Linked DNA regions of Homo sapiens: all the other regions are linked to region 3. A link is an interaction called in ENCODE POLR2A ChIA-PET data of the cell type or tissue named here. Cell type or tissue: OCI-LY7. All regions are shown on one strand.

Region 1 (4,000 bases), 1.7 Mb before region 3:
CAGCCTGGGCCACAGAGTGAGACTCCATCTCAAAAATAATTAGTAATAATAATAACAATAAATAAAGTTGGCCGGGCGTGGTGGCTCATGCCTGTAATCCCAGCACTTTGAGAGGCCAATGCGGGCCGATCACCTGAGGTCGGGAGTTGGAGCCTGGCCAACATGGAGAAACCCCATCTCTACTAAAAATACAAAATTAGCTGGGGCATGCCTGTAATCCCAGCTACTCAGGAGGCTGAGGCAGGAGAATCGCTTGAACCCGGGAGGCGGAGATTGTGGTGACCCGAGATCGTGCCATTGCACTCCAGCCTGGGCAACAAGAGCAAAACTCCGTCTCAAAAAAAGAAAATAAAGTTAATATTAAAGGTACTTTAACAGAAAGGTGGTAATCAGGGGAATGAATCTCACATATAATCTTTACTACAATGTTTCCTTTCAAGACTGCTTTCATACCACAGAAAGCAATCTACATTACAGGAAAATTATGTATAAGTAACTCCATAACACTAACATAAAATTCTAAACCTAACCTCCCACCTGAGTTTGTTTCCACTGACAGTATCTCATCAGTACTTCAAATGCAACACCTTCAAAACGACATTTAAGACGTCCCCTTTCAGACTGATTTTCCATTTTTCACACTTCTATATTAAAATGCCCCCTGACATAAACAGATTTTTTCTGTTTTCCAAAAATTATAACATACGTAAAAATCTTTCTCAACCCCGGATCTGCATTCTTCTGCTAACGTTAAGGATACCATAATCCTCCAAAGCAGCCAGTTGAAATCTTTGCTATCTCTGACCACCCTACCATTATCCCATGATGTCACATCCCCTTAATTCTACCTGGGCAATTTTTCTCCTCCATTCAGCTGGTCCTTCCCATCTTCACTGCTACTAACCTGCTTCAGCACTGTACTTAACTGGCTTCTGAGTGTTATGCATGGAAGTTACACAGTGGAATTAGGCTTTCATAACAATAAAGTACTCGGAGGATAAACAGCAAAACCAAGTATGCTGCAACACGTTTTCTTTCCTGGCTAACTTCAACCAGTGGTCCTTCAGATTTCATCAGACTTTTCTTCCAGAAAGGATATCCTGAGTCGCCCCTGCAATGGTTAGGTGTCCCTATTTGCTCCTCCAGCAATTACTTGTTGGATGAATGGTGTACTCTGTGCTTCCATACACTATCTCAGCAATTACTTCACTACACAGCACTTAAATTGTCTACTTGCTGGAACTACACGCTCCGTGATGACAAGACTGTCTTACTTGGGGTTTATGACCAGTACTGGCACGCTGTAAAGTTTTCCAATAATGAACTAAAGAATAAATGAAGGAAACAGAAATGAGACTATCACATAAATCTTGGGAAGCAAAAGCTAAAACAACTTCGCTTTTGGAGCTTGGATAAACTGACAGGAGTTGATGACAAGACGAATGAGGCACAGCGACCCGGCTTGTAATTGGAGCTCTGTCTTCCACGCACGCTATGTTTCCTTGGGCAAGTCATCTTATCTTTCTGGGATTTTTCTTTTCTCAGATTTAAAGCAATAGCTTCTAAAACCCAGCAGGTAATAACATCGACACCAGGAAGTTGGAGGATAACTGAATGTACAGCACGGGGCACAGGGATGCCCGAGGACCTGCGGAGCCAAAAGTGCTGAACTGCGGTACCTGACAGTTCCACGCCGAGCAGCGAGTAGCAAAATTGCAGCCGCTGATGTCTCCGGGCTTCCAGGGGACAAAGGGTGGCAGGAAAGGGTGCGAAGAGGTAGAAACGCCGAGACTCTAGGAAACACCGCGGAGACATAAAGCCATCCAGGAGAGCAACTGAACAGTGCGCCCCACGCCAAACACATCCCCCGCGCTCTCTTCCGTTTCTGGTCTGGCGGGTTCCTCTCCCTTTGCTTTCCGGTGGGCAACTGAGGTGGGTAACTGTATTCCGGACTCGCCCGCGGGCCGGGCGGAGCCAGCTACCTCCAGACGACCCCACCTACCCCGCGATTCTATTCCTAGAGGCGGAGTCCTCGCCAGTGTTCAGTAAGGTTCGCTGGCCTAGGAGGATTCCAGACCGCCGAGACCGCCGAACAAGATAGTGGAGGGCGTGATCAGTTGTGCAAAAACTACAGATGATCAGTCTGTTTTTATGTTGTTGTTTTTCTGAGACTGACTCTCCCTCTGTCGCCCAGGCTGGAGCGCAGTGGCGCGATCTTAGCTCACTGCAACCTCCGCCTCCCGTGTTCAACCAGTTCTCCTGCCTCAGTCTCCTGAGTAGCTAGGATTACAGGCGTGCGCCACCACGCCCGGCTATTTTTTTTTTCTTTTTTGTACTTTTAGTAGAGACGGGGTTTCAGCATGTTGGCCAGGCTGGTCTCAAACTCCTGACCTCGTGATCCGCCCGCCTCGGCCTCCCAAAGTGCTGGTATTAGAGGCGTGAGCCACCGCGTCTGGTGGTTTCTTCACCCACACATCTGATGCCTCAGCTGGAGTAACTGGAAGAAACAGGGGCTAGCTGAATCTCTCTCCACACCTTTGCCCCGTGCTTTTTTTTTTTTTTTTTTTTTTTTTTTTTTGAGATGAAGTCTCACTCTGTTGCCCAGGCTGAAGCACAGTGTCGTGATCTTGACTCACTACAACCTCTGCCTCCCAGGTTCAAGCTATCCTCCTGCCTCAGCCTCCAGATTAGCTGGAGATTAGCAGCCTCCAGATTAGCATACGACACCACACCTGGCTACTTTTTGTATTTTTTTAGTAGAGACGGGAGTTTCACCATGTTGTCCAGGCTGGTCTCAAACTCCTGACCTCAGGTGATCCACCTGCCTCAGCCTCCCAAAGTGTGGGATTACAGGCGTGAGACACTGCGCCAGCTTGCCCCATGACTTTTGTACCTGGCTGGGTTGCACTTCCTCACAGCATGGCATCTCAGCATATTTGGACTTCTTTTTATTATTATTATTATTTTTTTTTTTTAGTCTCTCTCTCTCTCCAGGCTGGAGTACAGTGGCGCAATCTCAGCTTACTCCAACCTCCACCTCCTGAGTTCAAGCAATTCTCCTGCCTCAGCTTCCCGAGTAGCTAGAACTACAGGCATGCACCACCACGCCCAGCTAATTTTTGTATTTTTAGTAGAGATGGGGTTTCACCACATTGGCCAGGATGATCTTGATCTCTTGACCTCGTGATCGGCCTGCCTCGGCCTCCCAAAGTGCTGGGATTACAGACGTGAGCCACTGGGCCTGGCCTATATTTGGACTTCTTACAGAGCAGCTGGCTTGCCTTAGAGTGAACATTCACACCAGACTAAAGCTGCACAGCATTGAAAGTCACATGACATCACTTTCATTTCATTCTATTGGTGCAAAATGGGTCACAGGGCCAGTCCAGATTCAAAGTGAAGGAACCACACTTCCCTGAAAGTACCAGCAGCAGTGGCCACTGGGGGACGATTTTCAGAGAGTTGCTACCACATCCTAGAAAACTTTGAATTAGTTAATTCCATTCATTTCATCAGTATTTTCTTTAAAAAACTGTTTTAAATTATTTTTAAATTTTTTGTGGGTACATAGTAGGTGTATATAGTTATGGAATACATGAGATGTTTTGATATAGGCATGCAATGCGTATTAATCACATCATGGAGAATGGAGTACTCAAGCATTTATCCTTTGAATTACAAACAATTCAATTACATTCTTTAAGTTATTTAAAAATATACAATTGTTATTGACTACAGTCACCCTATTGCGCAATTAAAATAGGTCTTATTCTTTCTATATTTTTTGTACCCACTAACCATCCCCACCTCCCCTCCAACTCCCCACTACCCTTCTCAGCCTCTGGTAACTATCCTTCTACTCTCTATGACCAGGAGTTCAATAGTTTTGATTTTTAGATGCCACAAATAAGTGAGAACATGAGACGTTTGTCTTTCTTTTCCTAGCTTATTTCATTTAGCATAATGACCTCCAGTTCCATCCACGCTGTTCCAAATGCCT
Region 2 (4,000 bases), 790 kb after region 3:
CAGGTAGGTAAATCATAAAAAAATCAGTTCCTGCAACTAATGAAAAAAACAATCTCACTATAGTCTGGGGAAAATGGTTCTCTGACGCAAGCCTGATGGTGAGTCTATTTGTCATGTTTCTTTTCCGGACTATCAAAAAAGTTATTTCGAGATTCAGCCAATTGTTTTGACTAGCAGACAGAAAACCGGACCAAGCGTTTCCTGATGTAACGCACCGGCCGCGGCAGGGCCCAGCGCGGAGAGCGCCCGGAGCTGCCCTCCCGGGGCTGCTCAGAAAAGATGCTCCCTACGGCCCTGGGAGAGGCGAGCCCGAGATCGGCCGGAGAGGACTGCCTGTGTTCTGTGTGGCGCCTGACTGCAGCCTTCCTTTGGAGGAATACGCCTTCAGTTTTCTTCTGGAAGGGGAAATGGGCGCAGCTCTCCACGCGGCGACCAAGATTCCCAGTCGCTTGACAAACTTGGAAACTCTGGGACGTTCTAAACTGAGTTTCCCTCGTTCAGCAGAGTTCCTTGTTATCTACTTTACCAGTGTTAAAGGGCTGCAGACCGAGGGGTGCTATTTGAGACGATTTTTTTTTCCACGTCGACTGGAGAAGCGCCGCCGCCAGTTCCGAAGACGACTTGCCGACCTCAGCGCCCCGGGCTCGGCGAGGCGCACCGCCCGCCCCTCCGCACCCGCCCAGCCCCGCTCACGGAGGGAGCCGGCGAGGGAGTATCTTATCCAGCGGCCAGAGCTCGGTGCCAGGGCGCTCTCCTGACATAACCCTGTCCAGGGGGGCCGAGACGTGCAATAGCCACCGCGAGGCTCCCCAGCTGCCAGCCCCATCCTATTCCCGCCAGCGTCTTCCCTGGAAGAGCCCCCAGTAGCAGAAACTCTGGCCTCACACCTCCCGGTGCTCCCGGCTTTTCCGGCCCTTTCCGGGATCCCCACACCCCCACCCCGTTTCTCCCCTGAGTCGGGACCGAACACTGGCAACATTCCCCACGCCCATCCAGCCGCGCCATTTTAACCCCTTAGAGGTTTCCACTGCCGAAGGAGCCGGCCACAAGGAAGGTCCATCTTCCCCACCACTCTCCCTGCTCCGCCACCCCGGGCCCCGCCTGGGTCCTCGCCCGAGGCAGCCTAGAGGGGATTAGGAAATAACCCAGTGGTGGGCGGGGGTGGGAGGCAAGCTACCTCCGGACTCTGGAAACTTTGGCAAAGTCTCGGGAACACTTGTGCTCCCCCAGGATAGTTCTTTTCGCCTCGCGGCGAGCGCGGGATGTTCGAGTTTCTTGGCACCAATTGCAAAGAGCCTCTCCCTCTCCCCAGATCCTTTAAGGACATGTGATCTGCAGCCTCAAACTTTCTCCTTTGGTCAAAAAGCCTCGTCAGCCACTGCCAGAGACCCCAGGCGAGGCCAGGAAGGGAGCGCGCTGGTGTGGGGTCAACCCCAAGCCTGGCGCGCAGAGGTCGACTGAGGCCCTGCGGGTCGAGATCCCGCGCGTTGTTTGCAGGAGAAGCCCCAGGGGACCCGCGCGGGGCGTGTTGCCCCAGCTGAAACAGGCGTTCCCTTTTCCAGATCATATTCCCCATAAAATCTAAAGCCAGATGCATCGTTTAGGCAACTTCCCATTTCACCGAGAAAGGCACGGATCTGTTTCCAAATTGGACTCTAAATCGAGGTTTCTGATGCTGGTTCCAATGGGGTGAGCAAGGCTGGCCTTTCGATAGCTCTTGGGGACTGCCCAGACGCATAACGTTTTAGGTACTGAAGTCTGAACCTAGCCCAGGCAAAGCATCATTTGTGAACGCAGAGAAAAAAAAAAAAAGGTGGCGTGCAGAATAAAGGCAACCACGGGCTTTCACATCCGTGTGCGTCCTTTTTGTTTAAACAAAGGAGAGTAGAAAACATCAACTTCATAATTTTAGACGGACAGTTTAGCAAGATAACCCAATCGAACCTGTTTCACAAAAATATATTACAAAGGAAAAAAAGAACTTGCAAGAAAGTGAGAAAAGTGGCTTCGTATGAAACCAAAGGGCGAGCATGGTGAAAGTAGGCATTTTTATAGTCTGTTAAGTCAAAAACAGCTTTTGCTAAGTATTTTCAAAGAGGAAATAGAAGGCTTTTTCTAAGAGAAGTGCCTAGGAGTCTATTTCACCTGTAGCTCGCCTCTCAGCATCGTATAGAGAAATTTGGGCGGAGTGGGCCGCCCTTTTTACAGTTGGGACTTTCTGGTATTTGCCGTTGTGGTAAAGAGGGGAGGAATAAAAACCAACAAAGCTAGTCTGGGATTGACTACTGCCTGTTACCGGCAAAACATTAGCAGGAAACCAAGACTGCCTTCCCGAGGTTCGCCTAAGCGAACTCCATCGTGCATCTTTGAAAATTACAGCTGTTTTTGAGTCCTGTTAGTAAAATGAATAATCTGCGATGCATAGGCTAAACAATGCAAACAGGTACACAATTACAAGTCTCCCAGGTTTAAAGAGCGAGGGGGCGCAGTGCGAAGATGCGTCCGAGCAGCCAGAGGTGTAATAGTCCTTGGCTGCGCCTTGCGTCAGGTGCCAGTGAGAGGAAGCACAGAACTATTTACTCATAGAGAATACTGCATTTCCACATTGGACTCATTTAGGATCACCAGATTTTAATACCTGCCAAAATCCACAAATATTGCCACAACAAAATGTGTTATTAAATAGAATAAAGTTAAGTGTTTATTGGGCTTAAAGATGGGGCTCTTCGACCGTTTGGCTACATAAATGTGCTAGAGCAACAGAGCGAGCGGCTCGCAGGCCAATCTGCCAGTGTTGGTTCGCTGGGAAAGGGGGCGAAACCGAGGACACTTTTAAGCTGACCAGATTGGGGTTGGCTGCCCTACCTGCGGGGTGGCTGTGGGGAGTTACCCTCAGCTCTGAAGATGCCTCCCCTTAACTGAAAACGTCTTTGGCCGGTAAAGCCGCCCACGCGGGCCGCGCCTCTTCCAAGTCTGCGCAGGCCGCCTTTGTCCCTGCAGTGACTGCCGCGAGGGCAAGGAGCGAGCGCGGAGAATGTCACCAGAGTTTATTGAAGTGTTTATAAGCCGAGAACTCTGGTTTTTGCGGGGAGGCGGAGTGCTTATCCAACTTCACTGGAGCAAAAATTCTGTGGGCCTAGAATCCCAGGAGGCCTCTGCGCACCCTCGCTGGGCGAGCCGGAGTCCCGGCCTCTCCCGAGGATACGAAGCCGGGGGTCAAAGCTTGCCCCCGCGCCATACTCCTTTGCCTCGTCGAACTTTCAGCACGGTCCCATTCAGTCTGGAATTTCAGCTCAAGACCCGGGCCAAAAGTTCCCTGCGGAGTTGGTATATTAACATCCGCGTTCGCTTTTCCAAGGGGGTTGAGGGGCTCCGGACAACTTCTAGCAGCTCCCGGGCGCCCTCCAGGGACCGCCCCCACCCAGTTTCTGCGCAGCTCGGGCCCCCACCGTCGCCTCGCGACCTCAGATCTTGGCCTCCCACGGCCGCGCTCAGGGAAGCTATTGCAACTGATGCGCCCCGGGTGCTTTCGTTTTGCTTTCGCTCCCTCCTCTCCGCAGCTGGGAAGACTGCGCAAGAACAAAGTAGGGGCGAAAAGCGCGTGTCCTGACAGTGTGTCGGGGACACTGCAGCTTGGCGCGAAGCTAGGGCGGGGAAATGAAGGCTGAGGCCCGAGGCCTCTGTATCTCTGCCTCTCGCAGGTGTGGGACGGGCCAGGGGGCCCTGCCTTGTTTTCTTCATGCAAGGAAAAGTGGTTTGTAGATATTCAAAACAAAATTGGCGCAGAAACGAATTCGCCGTCTTAGGAGTGCTGTGGCAGGGCACAGCAGAAGCAGGAAGACGGGCGGCCAGGGCCTTTGCCTAAATTGGAAGGAAACCAGGAGCGAGCGCGCCAGCTCCCGCACCAGGCTCTGAGTACCGTTAGGTGTGAGGGGACCAAAGCGCCGTCCGGTTCGCTGGGGGGTCGACTAAGCTCCGCGTTTTGGAAGCCCAGCAAACA
Region 3 (4,000 bases):
TAGATTCCTCTAAGTGTAACTTTCTTTTGAAGCTTTGGAGAAAAAAATAAAAATTAGAGGCCGGGCGCAGTGGCTCACGCCTGTAATCCCAACACTTTGGGAGGCCGAGGCGGGCGGATCACGACGTCAGGAGATCGAGACCATCCTGGTTAACACAGTGAAACCCCGTGTCTACTAAAAATACAAAAAATTAGCTGGGCATGGTGGCGGGTGCCTGTAGTCCCAGCTACTCGGGAGGCTGAGGCAGGAGAATGGCGTGAACCTGGGAGGCGGAGCTTGCAGTGAGCCGAGATCGTGCCACTGCACTCCAGCCTGGGCGACAGAGTGAGACTCTGTCTCTAAATAAATAAATAAATAAATATAAAAATTAGAAACTAGCCTTCAGCAGGACCATAGAAGACAAAATCTCCATTCTTTCAGGGCTGTCCCTATCAACAACCATGTTTCTAGGAACAGCCTGTGCACTGGTGAAGAAGCTAGTAAAAATATTCAGGTTCACAGCCAACTCAGAGCCACAAAGACCAGCAAACATACTGAGATGGAGCATGGATGGAGCATGAACTATGTGGGAAGCAGGAAAAATTGTGGAGTGCTAGAAAAGACAGACCTGATTGGGGTGACTGAGAGCAACCAGGTTTGGTTCCAGGGAAGGAGGTATGTCTGGTCCCTAGTCATCAAACTGAGAGCAGTTTGAGACCAGCCTTTCCTGGTCCTCTGGCCTCTCCCACAGTGGTGAGGCATCATTATTCAGTCAGCAGAGTGGCCTCTGGCACATGCAGGAGTCCTGGAAAAGGACTTGAGAGAGCTGACAGTCTCTGCCACTGGATTTCTATTGTATGTTGACAGATTACTTGACTTCTCTGAGTCTTGGTTTCCTGATATGCAAAATGGTGATAATAAAGCCTGCCTTAACTGCTTCCCAAGGTCATCAAGAGGGTCAAATACAATTATATGAAAGTGTTTTGCAAAGTTATAACAGCTAGAAGTTGCAGGCCTAGAAGCTGGGCTTCCTAAAAATTATACAAACTTTGACTAAATGAAGGCAAGTACAAGTTACAACTAGAACCCAATTCTCCATACAAATAAACCTCTGCTATACCTATATACAAGCCAGTCAAACAGACTACCAGCAACTGAGAAACCCCTAATGTTGGCCATAGGCAAGACAGCTCATGAGTGGCTGAGGTTTCTGGCCAGAGCTCAGAGTCCCACTGGTGAAACGACGTGGTAGCTAGTTCCTCTGCTGTCTATCCTGTACCCTTTCCTTCTTCCAGAAAAGCACTCTTTAGCCTCAAGTGCCCACTTTGTCCTCCTCCTCTCCCACCTTGTGCTTACAGCCTGCCCCTCCCTGGCTACAATAGGTGGTGGAGGGTGGGACTGCATGTGACCACAGCAGGACCAGTCAGAAGGCTGTTTTGAAAGGTTTCAAACTGGAACTAAGAGGAGAGACCCCTCCCAGCAGACACTGGGGGGATCTGCAGCTTGGGAATCACGTGAAACCAGTTTTTCACTAAATGCAGGAAGTTAGTTTGAGAAGAGGAAGTTAACACTCAGAGAGGCAGAAACCCTGGACTCCTGCTGCTGCAACACCCTAGGGCCAGATGTCCTATGCTCTCCACCACCCCTGCTCCTTCCTGGGAGGATGTGAACCTGCTAAGGAACTCCCAAAGAAGTTCATGTTTGATTTTGTAACACACAACCCAGGTGCACTGACCCCACATTAAAAAATGGCAATTTCCATACTAAGGCAGACTCACAGGCTATTCAAACCAGTATCCGGTTTCAGGAAAGCACACCAAGGGATGTTTGCAGGAGGCTATGGTTGTCCTCAAAAATGTAACCTGCTTTGAATGGCTTTTGAAACATCCTAGTTTGCCATTGGGTCCAATACAGCTCTGTAAATGTATCTTTACCTCTTTTGCACCTATTTGTATTTTCAATCTTTATCCACTTTCAAAGATAACCCATTCCAAATATGTACTGTCTACTGTCTGAAGCAATAAGTATTACACCTCTTCAATGTTCAAAGCCTAAAATACAAATTCTCTTTGTCAACTTGTTTCATATCACTGTGTGAGTTTCTGTCCTTATCAAAATTAAGAGGAAAAAAACAGCCCCTACCTCTATTAAATCAACTGAACTTTCTCCAATTTTATGTAGAACAGCACCATATAAACTTTTATGTAACCCCAATCTCCCTGAGTGTTTTAGTGTTACATTAAATAAGTAGTAAGGGTAAACAATGAAATAAAGGCAAAAATAGAAAAATAAGAAAAAAAAATTTAAGAAGATTGGAATTCATTTTGTAATGTAAACAACATGAAAAAACTGGAAAGAAATATCTCCAAAATTTTTATTTTGGGTGAGGATGATGGACAAATTATTTTATTCTTTATTTTTTTCCCCATATTACTAGAATTTCTATACTGGGTAAATATTATTATTCTAATTATTTAAAGTTATCAAAAAAAAAAACCACTGTGAGAAAAACGTGTAAATGTAGAGTTAACTGGTCAAAAGAAGGTTAAAAGGCAACAACAATAACAAAAAATCTTTAAAAACAATCAGGCAAAGGTAGCCAATCATGCAGGAGAGCCTTACCAAATGTTGAGACCTAGGCCCTCGGAGGAGTAAGCCAGCCTCCAGCTTAGCTGTTTCGGGGACAGATAATGAAACAGGGACTAGAACATGCAGCCCCAAATCCCTTACATCCCCTTGCCACGGGGTGGCCCATTCTGCTTTAGCAAACAGTCATCCTTAGACAAGGAAGTCATAAAGGTAGCTCTGAATAAAGGCCTGGAAATCCTACGTGACATGCTCTACTGTTTGGAGGTTGTGCTCTGAAGCAGAAGGCTGAGGTGCCCACACTGAGAAGCGAAATGGCCACTCAGGGAAAACACACTTGGACTCTCTCTAGCTCCTGGCATGTATTAGGTGTTCAATACATATTTATATAAAAATGGCACTTAAATGAATAATCATGATGAAATGTGTAGGTGGTCAAAGAGGTACCACGAACCTGGGCAGTAACAAGAGGAGAGACCCATGGGAAGGCTTCCTGGTAGAGGTGATACTTGAGCTGGGTTTAAAGGATAAGTAGGAATTTGCCAGGTAGATAAAGTGAAGAGCAGGCAGGATTCCAGGCAGACACAAAGTCAAGACGGAGAAGCTGAGCTGGAGCAAATGGCTTAGCTTTGTGGAAAATAAAGTTGAATGGAACCTTGAGGAAAGGGTAGAATTTGGATAGAAGTAGAAGGGGAGGAAAAAGCAGAATAAGCAAAGACATTGCAGGAAGAAATGGAATGTGAGACTTTTATTCGTTCAGTAAATATTTATTGAAATATCTACTCTGTCCCAGGCCCAGGGCTAAAAGCTTGAGGTGTAAGAAAGCTTATGAGTAACTCAAACCACAGATAACAACCCCATGAGACTGGTACTCTTCTCCCCACTGTGGAGATGACAAAAGTGAGGCTTTATAGTGAGGAAGTAAACCACCCAATGACACAGAGCTAATAAATAGCATAAATCTAGCTTTTAAGTCTGTGTTATTATAGCCAGGCTTTGGAGCACACTGACTGAGTTGTTTGTTTTTTAAAATCACAGTCTCAGAGGATGTGGGAGAATCCATGCAGTCCCTATTCTGTTACTCAAATAAAAAATCATGAACACTGCTTGCTTTCCTTTTATGAATTTTTTTCTGACCTGGAGGATAAATATGTGGGAGTCATGAGTTCTTACTTATAAATGTCCCAAGTATTTTGGAACAGTTACTAAAGGGACAAGATCAGACTCTGGAAACAGCCTGATTACACCAACTGGCAACTGAAGTCCATCCACTTCAGAACGTGCTCAGATAGATAGCAAGGGGAGCAGATCCAGTGGCCATCTGAGAAAGGTCAGTCGGGTCCCACCGAAAAACATTTTGCAAAAACAAAGCCAGACTGAGATTCATGTGGAAAATGTTAAACACGCTCTATGCTGGAAAACTCTGAGACTCCTA
Region 4 (4,000 bases), 250 kb after region 3:
CTGCTCTCAGGAACAACACCCAGAAGAAACAGGGGAAGCAGGATTGGACAGAGGGAAAAGTTGGACTTCAGTGTAGTTGCAAGAGAGATCTCAACCAATCCCCACAGCAGCCGGGAAGGCCATTCAGAGTTGTCTACAACTGAGGCAAATGACACCAATGTGATATTCCCCACATCTCTTAGTCATTGTATATCCCCAGACCAGGACATACTTTGGGCAACGTGGCTCTTATCGGGCAAGGTGGCTCTTATCAGTCAAGGGCAATTTTCAGATATGGACACAGCCATCAGAGGTCAACTCTCCTGGCAGTTGGGCGAATCAGTCCCTGGGCCCTGAAGGGCGAATGTGGGTGGCACGCTGCAGATCCCTAAAGCCCAGTAATGAGCACCCAGTTTCTCAGACCCATTTACTTACACTATTTACCCCATCTGCAGTTTCTCCAGGATTCTGGTTGGTCTCATCTCTTGAGAAAATATATAAAAGAAAGGTTTGGCATATGAACTTCAGCCCCTACTGATATAGATGGTCTTAGGCTGCAACTGATACTCATGGTCTCCCTTCTCTACTGCCCATTCTAGATTCCCTTCACTCTTACCCATTACGTCTGCTGTTCTAGGTGGTTCACAGATGGAATGACCAAACCATCATTCCTGAAGGTCTGAATCCTTTGTCAGCAAGTTCTTCTCAGGATGTGGCTACTGTACTTGCTTACTTATTGCCAAAATTGCATACAGTCATACTAAAACACACTAGTCCAGTGGTTCCCCAGTGTATTAGTCTGTTCTTACACTGCTATAAAGAACTGCCTGATACTTACTGATTTATAAAAGAAAGAGGTTTAATTGACTCACAGTTCTGCAGAGCTGGGGAGGCCTCAGGAAACTTACAATTATGGAGAAAGGGGAAGCAAACATGTCCTTCTTCACATGGTGGCAGGAAGGAAAAGTGTCAAGCAAAGGGGGAAAAGCCCCTTATAAAACCATCAGATCTTATAATAACTTATCCACTATCACAAGAACAGCATGGGGGTAGACACCCCCATGATTCAATTATCTCCTACTGAGTCCCTCCCACGACACGTCGGGATTATGGAAACTATGATTCCAGATGAGATTTCGGTGGGGACACAGTCAAATTTTATCAACCAGTATGCCAGACTTTCAGATTGTTGCATCTTTTGTGTAACATGTCCCTACCTCCTACTGGTGATCAGGGTCAGTTATTCCTACCTGTATAGTGACTCTTTTCCTTTAATGCTGGTCTTTTGGCATGATAACCCATACAGCCTAAAGTTGCAGGGAAAGGAAGCACAAATTCCCATGAGAACAGACTTGTGCTCATGCTGCTAATAAAGACATACCCGAGACTGGGTAATTTATAAAGGAAAGAGGTTTAGTTGACTCACAGTTCCATATGGTTGAAGAGGCCTCACAGTCATCGTGGAAGGTGATTGAGGAGCTAAGTCTTACATGGCAGCAGGCAAGAGAGCTTCTGCAGGGAAACTTTTGTCTGTAAAACCATCAGATCTCATGAGACTTATTCAATACCACGAGAACAGCACGGGGGAAACCACCCCTGTGATTCGATTATCTCCACCCGGCCCCATCCTTGACATGGGGATTATTACAATTCAAGGTCAGATTTGGGTGGGGACACAGCCAAATTGTATCTATCATTCCCCAAGTGGGTCACTGGGAATGATGGTAAATTGGGCTACTCCTACTTCTACCCCTTAGTTCCTAGGCACATTTAGTCTACCTATTGGAGTCACAGCACCATATATAATGTTGTTGGTTTCCAGTGTACAGTATTGTGTCCTAGAGAATAGCATTCCATCTTTGAATGAAGCTTAGCCTTTTGCTTCCTCTATCAGTTGGTAATAAGGGATTCACCAAGTGGCCACATGTTTGTGCTGAGAGAGACACCAGTGTAAGAGTGGAGGGTGACATGGGGATTGGGGTAAGGATCACCTGTTTGTGCAGCTTATTTGTGCCCAATCCCAGACACACCATGTCCATCTTACAATAGATTGCTGCTGGCCACCCAACCATAAGACTTGGTGGATCTGACAGATGGGCAGCTCTGACCAGATGGTCGCTTGATACCCCACGGTCAGGGCCCAGTGGCATGCTAGGAACTGCTTGCCAAACAGAGCACAAGAGGATAAATGGCATCCATTTTCTCAAATAAAAAGGTACTTTTATTTTTATAAATGTATAACCTTGATAACAGTGCTTTCCAAACTTACCTGAAGATAAGTTTGAAAAGTTACCTGGGCTTCTTGTTAAGCCCTAAATGCCCAAGCCCACTGAATCAGGATGTCTAGTGGGAAAGACCCGGGAAGCCATATGCTTAACAAGTGCTCAAGATGATTCTTATCAGAAAAGTTAGGAAACTAAGCCCTTCTCTGTAGCCCTTTCTCTGGCCAGTATTGTAAGGTGACAAGTCCTGCAAATGACCTGCAGGTAGCAGGTATCTTCACCCACACCAGTGGCACAGATGGGCTCCCTGCCTGGGTGAACAAAAGTGGTTGTTAAACAGACCTCAATATTTAAACAAACCAAGGAAACTTATATCAGCAATGTATTTCTATCAAGGGGATAGGATAAAGCTAGATGAACAGGCTAAAAGCAAGTATGCTAAAATATGATTACCTTTCAGGCCAGTTTATAAATAACATATCAGACAGTACTGATGCATTGCTTTTACATTTAGTCCAGGATTCTTAGAACTCTCTCTGACTTTTCTTCCCTAATGAGAAATAATTCTGTAGAACATGAACTTAATGCTAGGCTATTTTCTTTGTCATAAAGGCAGAGAGAAGTGTGGCTTGACAGTAATGAATGTCTGTTCCACAATTACTTAAATATGAGTCTTCAGCAAAAATGAAATGACTTGAGGATTTTCAGCAAACACCAGCTTTAAGCTCAGTAAATAATGGCTTGTGTCAATTTTGTTTATTAGCATGTGTGATTTGCTCTTAACTAGACATATTTTACACTTGAAGTAACATTTTACTAGAACTACATAAAGCAATTGTGCAATTGATAATAAATATGTAACCACTGGTAAGCAGTTAATTCACAAGCCCTGACTAGAGTGTAGAAAAATAATGTATAAATGAATAAAGTAGATAGAGTTAAATAACAGACGGTATGAAATAGGCAACAATAAGAGAAATAAAAATATGGACAAAGTATGCGCATATGTGTGTGTGTGTGTGTGATCATATTTATCAGACACCTATAACACTACTGACATCTTACCAGACCCTTTTCTCAGAGTTTTTCAGAAAAGAATTGAATTCAGTTATTATAGATGAGGAAACTAAAGATCTCAAAGGTTAAGCAGCTTGCCCTATGACATACTATTAATTAGTGATGGGACTGAGATATTAACTCAAGTATAGCTGATCCTACAGAACCATGCTTTTCTTACCAGTGTTTAATATAGAGTCAAATAAGCATGGGTTTTAGGGTCATATTTACCATAACTGGTCCCGCATTAGGCACCACCAGATACATGGTCTTGATAAAGAAACTTAATATCTCAGCCCGAGTAATAGCAACATCTAAAAATGTTGTGAGGGTTAAATGGGAAAATATATGGGAAGTGCTTAGCATAATGCCTGGCACGTATTGAGAGCCAAGTAAGGTTAACTAATATTATCTCCAGGAAAGTTAGTAAAGAGTGAATAATTGATCAGTATACTAAGAATTGAGCATAATTTTCATACATAGTAAGAAAGGTAGTATTTTTCTCTGTACTAATTCAGGTAGATATGGACGGAATGTAACCAAGGCTTCGGTTAAACATAGGCTGCAGATTTCTGGGATAGTCTTGCTTTCATGAAATTTTATTAACTTTGAAAAATATGTTCCATTTAATTCAAGTCAATAATTATTATCTAAGCACCTTTGTCAGTCCTTCCATCCAGTAGATTATGGCCTTAATAACTGAGTTTAGAGTGCTGGTAAGGGGACAGAATAGGAAGAAACAG
Region 5 (4,000 bases), 130 kb before region 3:
CCAGCTCCGCTCTCCAAAGAAGCTTACAGAGAGAGATTCTAGGCCAAAGCTGGCCCAGGAACTGGGAAGTGTCAGTGATACCTGCAAACCTCACCCCTATCCTGTCCAGCCTGTCTTGGGGGGACTCCCAGGCCCTTTTGTCTCTCCAGCAGCTAACACCAGGGGAGGTTTCTGTGGGGCTGGGTTATCAAAAAGCACACAGCATCGAGCTTTCTGCGCTCGAGTCTGAGAGCGGGATGTGTCCTCTTTACAGCACTGTGCTGCTCCCAGGGGCTGCAGGCCTGGAGACCTGGGTTCTCGACTCAGCTCTGCTCCCCAGCTATGGCCTTTTTGTTCAACAGGTGGCAGCAGCACAGCCACCCCAGAGGGTCACCTGTCAGCCTTTATGCTTGACACACCTGCCAAAGAGATTACCTGTTTTGTTTTCTTAAGCATCACTTTAATTTTTTTTAAAAGTATGCGATTACGATGTTAAATATGCTTTTGCAAACCAGACAGACAGATCCCCTCTTGATCCTAATATGTCCACCCCACATAGGCAAAGCCTAGGTGCTGCCCTTGTGGCTGACAATTCTGCACATCTGTGATCCTAGTGAGGGCAGGAGGTCCACGAGCAAGTCCAGTGGTTTGCAATTACCTCCTTTCTTCTAGCTAAGTAAGAGGAGCATCTAGTAACCTTCCTTCCACAGGAAGAATACAAATCATTAGGTGGAAATTCTGTAATGAGAGATGACTACTTTTGAGCTGAAAATCTGGAGTTTTGACAGAGCTTAGGAAATAAAACGGCAAAAAAGCTTACAATGGGTAGTGAAATTAAGCCCACCTTTAGTCTTTTCTTGATTTTATTCCAAGGGATCCCAGCAGCAGAAGGACGTAGTGGCTGTATCGTGTAGTCTTGATTTGGTCTGAGCCCTCTGCGAAAGAACATCTCGTTGTTATTCCAGAATGAGAATGGAGGGTGGATTCTTTTCCGTCACACCAGCTGTGTGACCTTGGGCTAGAATTTCACTGAGAGTTGATCTCCTGCAAAAGGAATAATACCTTACAGGGTTGTGGGAAGGAATGAATTAAATCAAATAACAAATGTAAGGCACTTAGCAACATGCATGGCACATACTGGGTGTTTGGTAAATGTCAGCCAAATGTTGAATCTGAAGGAAGGATGGGGGTATTTCTATGTTTTGTACCTCTAGATACTGTCCCTTATAAGAAGACAGGCTTTGCTGTTCACTTCAAATGGCTGTGGTAAAAAATTATGTTCCACATGTACACAGGGAGGGGAACAACACACACTGGGGCCTGTTGTGGGGGTCGGGGGGAAGGAGAGCATTAGGAAAATTAGCTCACGCGTGCTGGGCTTAATACCTAGGTGATGGGTTGATCTGTGCAGCAAAGCACCATGACACACATTTATGTATGTAACAAACCTGCACATCCTGCACATGTACCTTGGAACTTAAAAATAATAAAATAAAATAAAATAAATTATGGGCCAGGTGCGGTGGCTCACGCCTGTAATCCCAGCACTTTGGGAGACTGAGGTGGGTGGATCACTTGAGGTCAGGAGTTCAAAACCAGCCTGGGCAACATGGTAAAACCCCATCTCTACTAAAAATGCAAAAAAAAAAAAAAAAAAAAAAAAAAAAAAATTAGCCAGGCGTGGTGGCCTGCCCCTGTAATCCCAGCTATTTAGGAGGCTTAGGCAGGAGAATCACTTGAACCTGGGAGGCGGAGGCTGCAGTGAGCCAAGATCGTGCCACTGCACTCCAGCCTGGGCAACAGAGCAAGGCTCTGTCTCAAAAAAAAAAAAATTATGTTCTGAGCTCTCTGATTAGTGGTCAGCAAACTACATACAGCTTATGGGCCAGATCTGGGCCCTTGCCTGTTTGTGTAAGTCACGTTTTATTGGAACACAGCCGTGCCCCTTTGTTTATACATCGTCCATGGCTGCTTTTGTGTTACAGTGGCAGGGCTGAGTAGCTGCGCAGAGACCATATGACCTACAAAGCCGAAAACATTTATTATTTACTATCTGCCCTTCACAGGAAAAGTTGGTCATTTCATGCTCTCAAGGGTGGATGCAGATCTTTTTCAAGATTCTAAAAATATCTTTTAACCTAAGAACTGCTCTGGACTGAATTGTGCCCCCATGCCCCAAATTCATATTTGGAAATGGGGCCTTTGGGAAATAATTAGGTTGAGATGAACTCATGAGGGTGGGGCCCTCTTGATAGGATTGGAGCTCTTATAGGAGAGATACCAGAGCACTGGCTCTCTCACTCCCTGTCACATGGGAACATGGTGAGAGGGTGACCCTCTATAAGTCAAGTAATCATGTTATCACCTTGATCTCAGACTTCCGACCTCCAGAACTCTGAGAAAATAAATATCTGTTGTTTAAGCCACCCCATCTATGGCATTTTGTCGTGGTGGCCCTAGTGGACTAATATAAGAACTTGAATCAGCTTGTATATCTCCAGAAAGAAATACTCTGTATATATCATATCACCCCAGTCCATTTTTGTGGCTGTCTGTGCTCATGTACATCAAACGGTGTGGCAGTACCTCCAGCAGTGAGATGCCATCACATACCTGCCCCACTGCCGTCACATTCCCAACCCAACCAACATGTGTAGAGGCAGCAGCCAGTCTACAGACCAATGTGTGGGCTGGCCCACATCACCTTTCCACCGAAAGCCAACGTACATCACTGTGGTTTCTCTCTGCCTAGCTTTGAATGTCAGGAATCTTTTCTTCTTGTAGTTTATTTCCATAACATCTATTGGCCTATATCTATCTGAAAGAGTAAATGAGTATGGTGAATGCATTTTTCAAACAAGAAGTTGGGATGCAAAATCGAGTGAACACATGTATGAGATGTGGAATCAGGACAGCCCCAGGAAGCCCGTCGTGATTCTGTATGTCTCCAACTCCCATGAGTCTGAGAGAGCAAGACCCATCCAAAGGAAAGGCTACAGGAAGGACATTTTACTGTCTAACAAAATATACTGGTCAGTTGAAAATCCTCCCTTTGACAAGGGAAAAAGTGTGCTTAGTCACCACTAGTGAGGGCTTTGCTTTCCATGTGGGCTTCAGAATGCAATTTCCCTACCTTGAAGCAATTGCTGGGACTTTTCCAGACCGCTCTGCCACTGCATAGCTCTGTGCTTTCCAATTAGCATAATTCAGGAGGGGACCAGATGGCAGGTTGAGCATTGCATAAGGAATTGTTCTGTATATGAATAAGTGCCTACTTAGTGTGTAAGTGGGTTATTAGTGATCTGAAGCGACAAAATTCAAAACAACACACAACAGCCATTTGGCACAGCTGTGTCCGTCTAGACTTTGCTTGCGAAGACACCCACAGTAAAATGTGTTTCAACAGTTAGCTATCAGCAAATGCCAGCAAGCCTCTCTGCACTCACATCTTTAAAAATAAGAACAACACAAAATTGACAACGTCTTGAAATCAGGCATTATAACGTTTGCTCTTCACTATTCTCCTCTGAGGATGGGACAAGTAACCCAGGCTGTGCAACCAGCCACGAATGGAGACTTGAATTCAGGTCTGCTGATTCCAAGGCTGATGCTTAATCCCACAGACTGGAGGGGAAGTCGACAATGTCTAGAGCAAGGGCTTTGGAATCAGACGGACCTGGGTGAGCCCCCTGGCTACACCGGCTCCTGATAATGTAACCTGGGGTAAATGTTCCCCTGGTAATGCAGCAATGATACCTGTGACGTTTTGCTCACCTTATTTGATTTCTTCTGTAGGACAACAACCCAGGGGGTTTCATCTGTCCTACAGAAGAAATCAAATAAGGTGAGCAAAATGCCTGACACCGAGTGGGTACACAACAAGGTACCTCGCCCTGTCCCTCACCCCTGCTTGCCACCAGATAGACCCCTGGCCCCCTGCTGTGGCCCTGGTAGGGCTGACTACTCTGTTCCAAGGTTTGACGGGAACCAGGAGGCTTCTTCTCTACCAGGCTTCAGCGGA
Region 6 (4,000 bases), 110 kb after region 3:
CTGGTTCCATCTGATCTTGAAAGCTAAGCTGGGGCGGGCCTGGTTAGTATCTGAATAAGGGATCACGTGGGAATAACGGGTGCTGTGGGCTTAAAAGAAATTTATTTGGTGTTTTATCTTTTCGGACCATTTGGGTTTTCAAAGGCAACAGCTCAAATCAAACCTTAAGCAGAAGTTTTAATTTTTAGAGGTTTTTTTCTGTCATTCTACAGTCTTTGCTACTTTCATGTTAAGAATTTCCTCCATTACTTTAAATATTTATTTACCTATGGCTTTACTGAGAAGACTTATACATATACATACATATGTATAACTGGATTTATACGTATATAGCTATATGTAACTATTTATACATATATAGCTATATGTAACTATTCACATATATCAACAAGTAACACCCTGAATCCTAATTGTGATTGATGTAAAGCTGTTTGTTTTTATAGACTGAAGTTTATGCCCCTCTGCAGACATAACTGTGGTAGGGGCTGTGCTACACCTCAGATGCATGGAGACAGGACCTTTATAACTGCTTTTCTTGGGCTTAGTTTTGAGTAAACTGTTGATCTTGTCATGGCCTTTCTTGCCTTTACCCTACATACAGACTAAAACTCCCCTTTGAAAATGTTAACCACATGTGCACACCCAAGTGGGATTTCTGTAGCACTAGCCCTGAGTCAGCAGATGTGAGGGCTGGAAGAATGTCAGTCAAACCCGAAATGCATCTTCGCCGGAGGTCTCAAGAGGAGTTTCTCAGAGCAGTTGGGATCAGCAGTGTCCACGGGGGCCCCTCAGGTCTGAGATCCAGTGTCCACTCCTGCAGCCCCTTCTACACACCATCAAGCTGCTTCTATATTTATGCATTTATATTGATTTTCAAATCGCATTTCTATTGAAAATAGGTTCTGCTACTGAAAAAAATACCGTAAATCAGTGAATAAAATAAAACAAAACACCCCACTGATATTCACCAACTTTCTTCATCTTACAGATTTTTTTTTTTTTTTTTTTTGAGATGGAATCTCGCTCTGTCACCCAGGCTGGAGTGCAATGGTATGATCTTGGCTCACTGCAGCTGCTGCCTCCTGGGTTCAAGTGATTCTCCTACCTCAGCCTCTGGAGTAGCTGGGATTATAGGAGTCTGCCACCATGCCCAGCTGATTTTTTGTATTTTTAGTAGAGATGGGGTTTCGCCATGTTGGCCAGGCTGGTCTCTAACTCCTGACCTCAAGTGATCCGCCTGCCTTGGCCTCCCGAAGTGATGTGATTACAGGCATGAGCCACCATGCCCAGACATCTTACAGGCATTTAAATATGAAGACAAGTCCAGTTCTTCTAACTCCTGATCCAGGCTTCCCTCTGTAAGGCCCTAAAGCTAAAACACATCAGGTTGTTGGGGCAGCTAGGCTTTCCTACTTAGCATCCGCAGGCCATGTGGCTAGTGCTGGAAGGCTGGCAATGGCTAGGAAGGGAGCCTCAATGCTAAACCCATTTGATGGGTCCATTTTCTTCCTGGACTGAGCCACAGAAGTTCTGCCAGGAACGTTTCACAGGTGAGCAGACTTCCCTCTCAGAAATGCCCATCATCACAATCCTTTCTGGGACAGGAGGTTTTAGCCAATTTTACGCATGTCTATTTAATAGATAGGAGTGCTATATAGAGGAGAAAGCTCTCAGTAAAGCCATGGATTGCTGGAGGCCTGAGGACTCCTTGTAAGAAGTCTGGCATATATGAGCACTCCTTCTTCTTGGTGTTCTTCCTCTCACCTCTCTGGTTACTTCTCTTTCTAAAGGCCTTCCCTCGGTTCTTAACTTTCAGTTTCTGCCTAAACTGTTCTAATTTGCACTTCCCTTTTCTGGTTAGATGTTTTCTAAAAAGGACCAAAAGTGACCTTTATAGTTTGCCAATTTAAGTCAGAGCAATAAGTTGCAGTTTTCTGGGGCCCTGACAAGCAAAAGTAGGGCTCTCCCTGGTAGGTGCTTCCAGCTGCCACGCATGCACACACATGCAAACAGATGCAGGCACACACATGCATACCCATACAAGCACACACATACACACTTTCCTGCATGGAACCCCTAGGAAGTCTGTGTATGTTCACTGGTACCACAGGTTATCCTGAAAATGTTCAGAACACTTTCTATCTCTGTAACACTACTTTTAAAAATGAATTTCTGGGGTCAAGATCATTAAAAGGAAAACATCATTAAGCTCTTTGAAATTCCACTGGGCTTTAAAGATTTAAGAATCCAGGGATGTATAATATAAATTTTGCCAAACTTTAAAATAAACTAAAAAATTCACAACAGTTGAATTCCTCCCAAGGCCCCTTTAACAACACTTATAGATTGCTGAGATACGGGTATGATGAACAGCTATGGGTATGACAGCTCTGCATGAACCACACACAACAAAACACCTCTGTGTTCTACAGCCCTTGGCACAAGACATTCCCGGTGGCCTTTCCCCTAATGCGGTGATTTCCAAATGCCCGTCTGTGGACCAGGGCCACTTACTGATATAGTCTTCAACTTTCAATAGCTAAATGAGAAGGATTGGGCTTTATCCTTTATTTTGAGGCTTTTATCCTTGCTTTTCTTGCCTTTCCCTTTTGGTATTAAAACATTCATATCTTATAGAAAGCAAAGGTAATAATAGATGGTAGAAACATATTGTTTTGTTTAGATGACCTTTCTTTGTAAAATTAAAAGATGGAAACTCTGTATTGGGTTTAAAACCAATTTTAACTCTCCATGAAATTTAAAGTCTGGAAAACATTTCTGTAAGGCTGGGCCAAATCCCAAACCTGGGGGAAAAATAGCTTCAGGAGTGAATGCCTACAACCACTGAAATTCTTAAGAGAATTTAGCTTTTTAGCTTTTTTTTTTTTTTTTTCCAGAATTTCTTTTCCGGAAAGTATAGAGAATGAGGATGGTAGAGGACTCATCACTATAGTTTCCTCTCTTTCCCCAACATCCACAGACGTATCAATGGTCTGAATGTAATGTCCTCTTAAAATATGAAGCAGAAAATGGGTTAGGTTAAAAAAAAAAAAGTGCTACCCCAAGCATCATGAGAAAGCTGCTTCTGTTGTTGATCTGTTCTTGTCCCTGCTGGCTCAAAGGATCATGTGTGACACTGTGTCACAAACAGAGTCCCTAACGTGTTTACTTTTCCCTGACAAATACTATAAATTTTCTTCTTGTGGTGAATGAACATTGTTTATGCAGCTGTGTTCCTTAAATCAATACTGACTTTCTGTCCCACTGTATCTTTTTTGCAAAGACACTTAAGGAGAACTTTCTCCTGGCATTTGGGGAGAACTTTTCAAGTCAGACCTCCTAATTAGGAACAATCATTGTGCACTGGATCCACCAAAAAGAAAAAAGTGTTTTTGGCCTGGTTAAGTGTTTCCATCTTGGGTTACAGCCTTCATCTAAAGCAGCTTCTCCCTTGGCCTGAATGGGCTTTTCCGTGGAGACAGAAGGTAAGATTGCATGCTGGCTGACCCAACAGAGATCCAGAACAAACTCTCAGGAAATCTCAACCCCTCAGGCAGTTGAATTCTCACTCCTCTGAGACCAGCTGAGGTTATTTTACTTCATTTAACTAGCCAGATGATAGGTTGACTGATGGGGCCATTATGTCCGGCGTCAAGTAATTTTAGAATGAAAATTATGCAATAGGTTAGACCACAGCTCAATTTTTATCACCCCAATTGCATACAACGTCCCTAATGTGATTGCCTTTGGGCTAAGATGGAAAGAAATGTTCAGTCCCAAAGTGGCTATATTTTCTGGAATAGATTGAGTGAAACGTCTCTTTTTTTCAACCAAAACACATGGAAATAAATTTCTTCGGTTTTACTTTCTAAATATCTGGTACAAGGTAAAAACTGCAGTGATTAATATGTCCTATGGGGCTGCCGGTTGGTGAGGAAAGGTTGTCAAACTTTAGATAACTCCACCAAGTTGCTATTATCATTTTTAGGCCTGGGTCAGT

The links. ChIA-PET counts read pairs that join two places held together with the same protein. Peaks named below come from ENCODE experiments on the same cell type or tissue, not always from the same donor. Only the 100,000 strongest peaks of a DNase experiment are listed, where the experiment ranks them.
Region 1: POLR2A ChIA-PET joins it to region 3 with 6 read pairs; 1 of 35 experiments calls an interaction of 5 or more read pairs at or near these places.
Region 2: POLR2A ChIA-PET joins it to region 3 with 6 read pairs; 11 of 35 experiments call an interaction of 5 or more read pairs at or near these places.
Region 4: POLR2A ChIA-PET joins it to region 3 with 9 read pairs; 3 of 35 experiments call an interaction of 5 or more read pairs at or near these places.
Region 5: POLR2A ChIA-PET joins it to region 3 with 5 read pairs; 2 of 35 experiments call an interaction of 5 or more read pairs at or near these places.
Region 6: POLR2A ChIA-PET joins it to region 3 with 7 read pairs; 8 of 35 experiments call an interaction of 5 or more read pairs at or near these places.

What each region holds. Positions count from the first base shown.
Region 1 is chr13:52,615,362-52,619,361 of GRCh38, reverse strand. It overlaps a transcript of HNRNPA1L2 not described here. Among named protein-coding and RNA genes, the nearest start is that of LINC00345, 17 kb to the right of the region's middle. RefSeq lists enhancers at 1,793-2,012, 2,403-2,522. In OCI-LY7, no CTCF peak of the experiment used is centred here; DNase peaks (open chromatin) are centred at 1,931 and 3,371; H3K4me3 peaks cover 2,606 bases; H3K27ac peaks cover 1,605 bases.
Region 2 is chr13:50,127,076-50,131,075 of GRCh38, reverse strand. The region is part of intron 2 of DLEU1 (deleted in lymphocytic leukemia 1); the gene reads right to left. Among named protein-coding and RNA genes, the nearest start is that of DLEU2, 3.5 kb to the right of the region's middle. RefSeq lists a silencer at 642-741. In OCI-LY7, CTCF peaks have their summits at 2,263 and 2,471; DNase peaks (open chromatin) are centred at 135, 605, 1,795, 2,485 and 1 weaker place; H3K4me3 peaks cover 3,722 bases; H3K27ac peaks cover 3,282 bases.
Region 3 is chr13:50,914,495-50,918,494 of GRCh38, reverse strand. The region is part of intron 1 of RNASEH2B (ribonuclease H2 subunit B); the gene reads right to left. Among named protein-coding and RNA genes, the nearest start is that of RNASEH2B-AS1, 5.8 kb to the right of the region's middle. RefSeq lists enhancers at 1,155-1,304, 3,503-3,592. In OCI-LY7, CTCF peaks have their summits at 2,515 and 2,716; DNase peaks (open chromatin) are centred at 1,544, 2,724 and 3,452; H3K4me3 peaks cover 3,167 bases; H3K27ac peaks cover 3,427 bases.
Region 4 is chr13:50,663,210-50,667,209 of GRCh38, reverse strand. No RefSeq gene overlaps it. Among named protein-coding and RNA genes, the nearest start is that of DLEU1-AS1, 140 kb to the right of the region's middle. In OCI-LY7, no CTCF peak of the experiment used is centred here; no DNase peak of the experiment used is centred here.
Region 5 is chr13:51,040,524-51,044,523 of GRCh38, reverse strand. It overlaps the pseudogene GUCY1B2. Among named protein-coding and RNA genes, the nearest start is that of C13orf42, 69 kb to the left of the region's middle. In OCI-LY7, a CTCF peak has its summit at 393; no DNase peak of the experiment used is centred here.
Region 6 is chr13:50,809,079-50,813,078 of GRCh38, reverse strand. The region is part of intron 2 of DLEU7-AS1 (DLEU7 antisense RNA 1); the gene reads right to left. It also overlaps a transcript of DLEU7 not described here and the pseudogene RNA5SP28. Among named protein-coding and RNA genes, the nearest start is that of DLEU7-AS1, 3.2 kb to the right of the region's middle. In OCI-LY7, no CTCF peak of the experiment used is centred here; a DNase peak (open chromatin) is centred at 1,858; H3K4me3 peaks cover 1,238 bases; H3K27ac peaks cover 1,362 bases.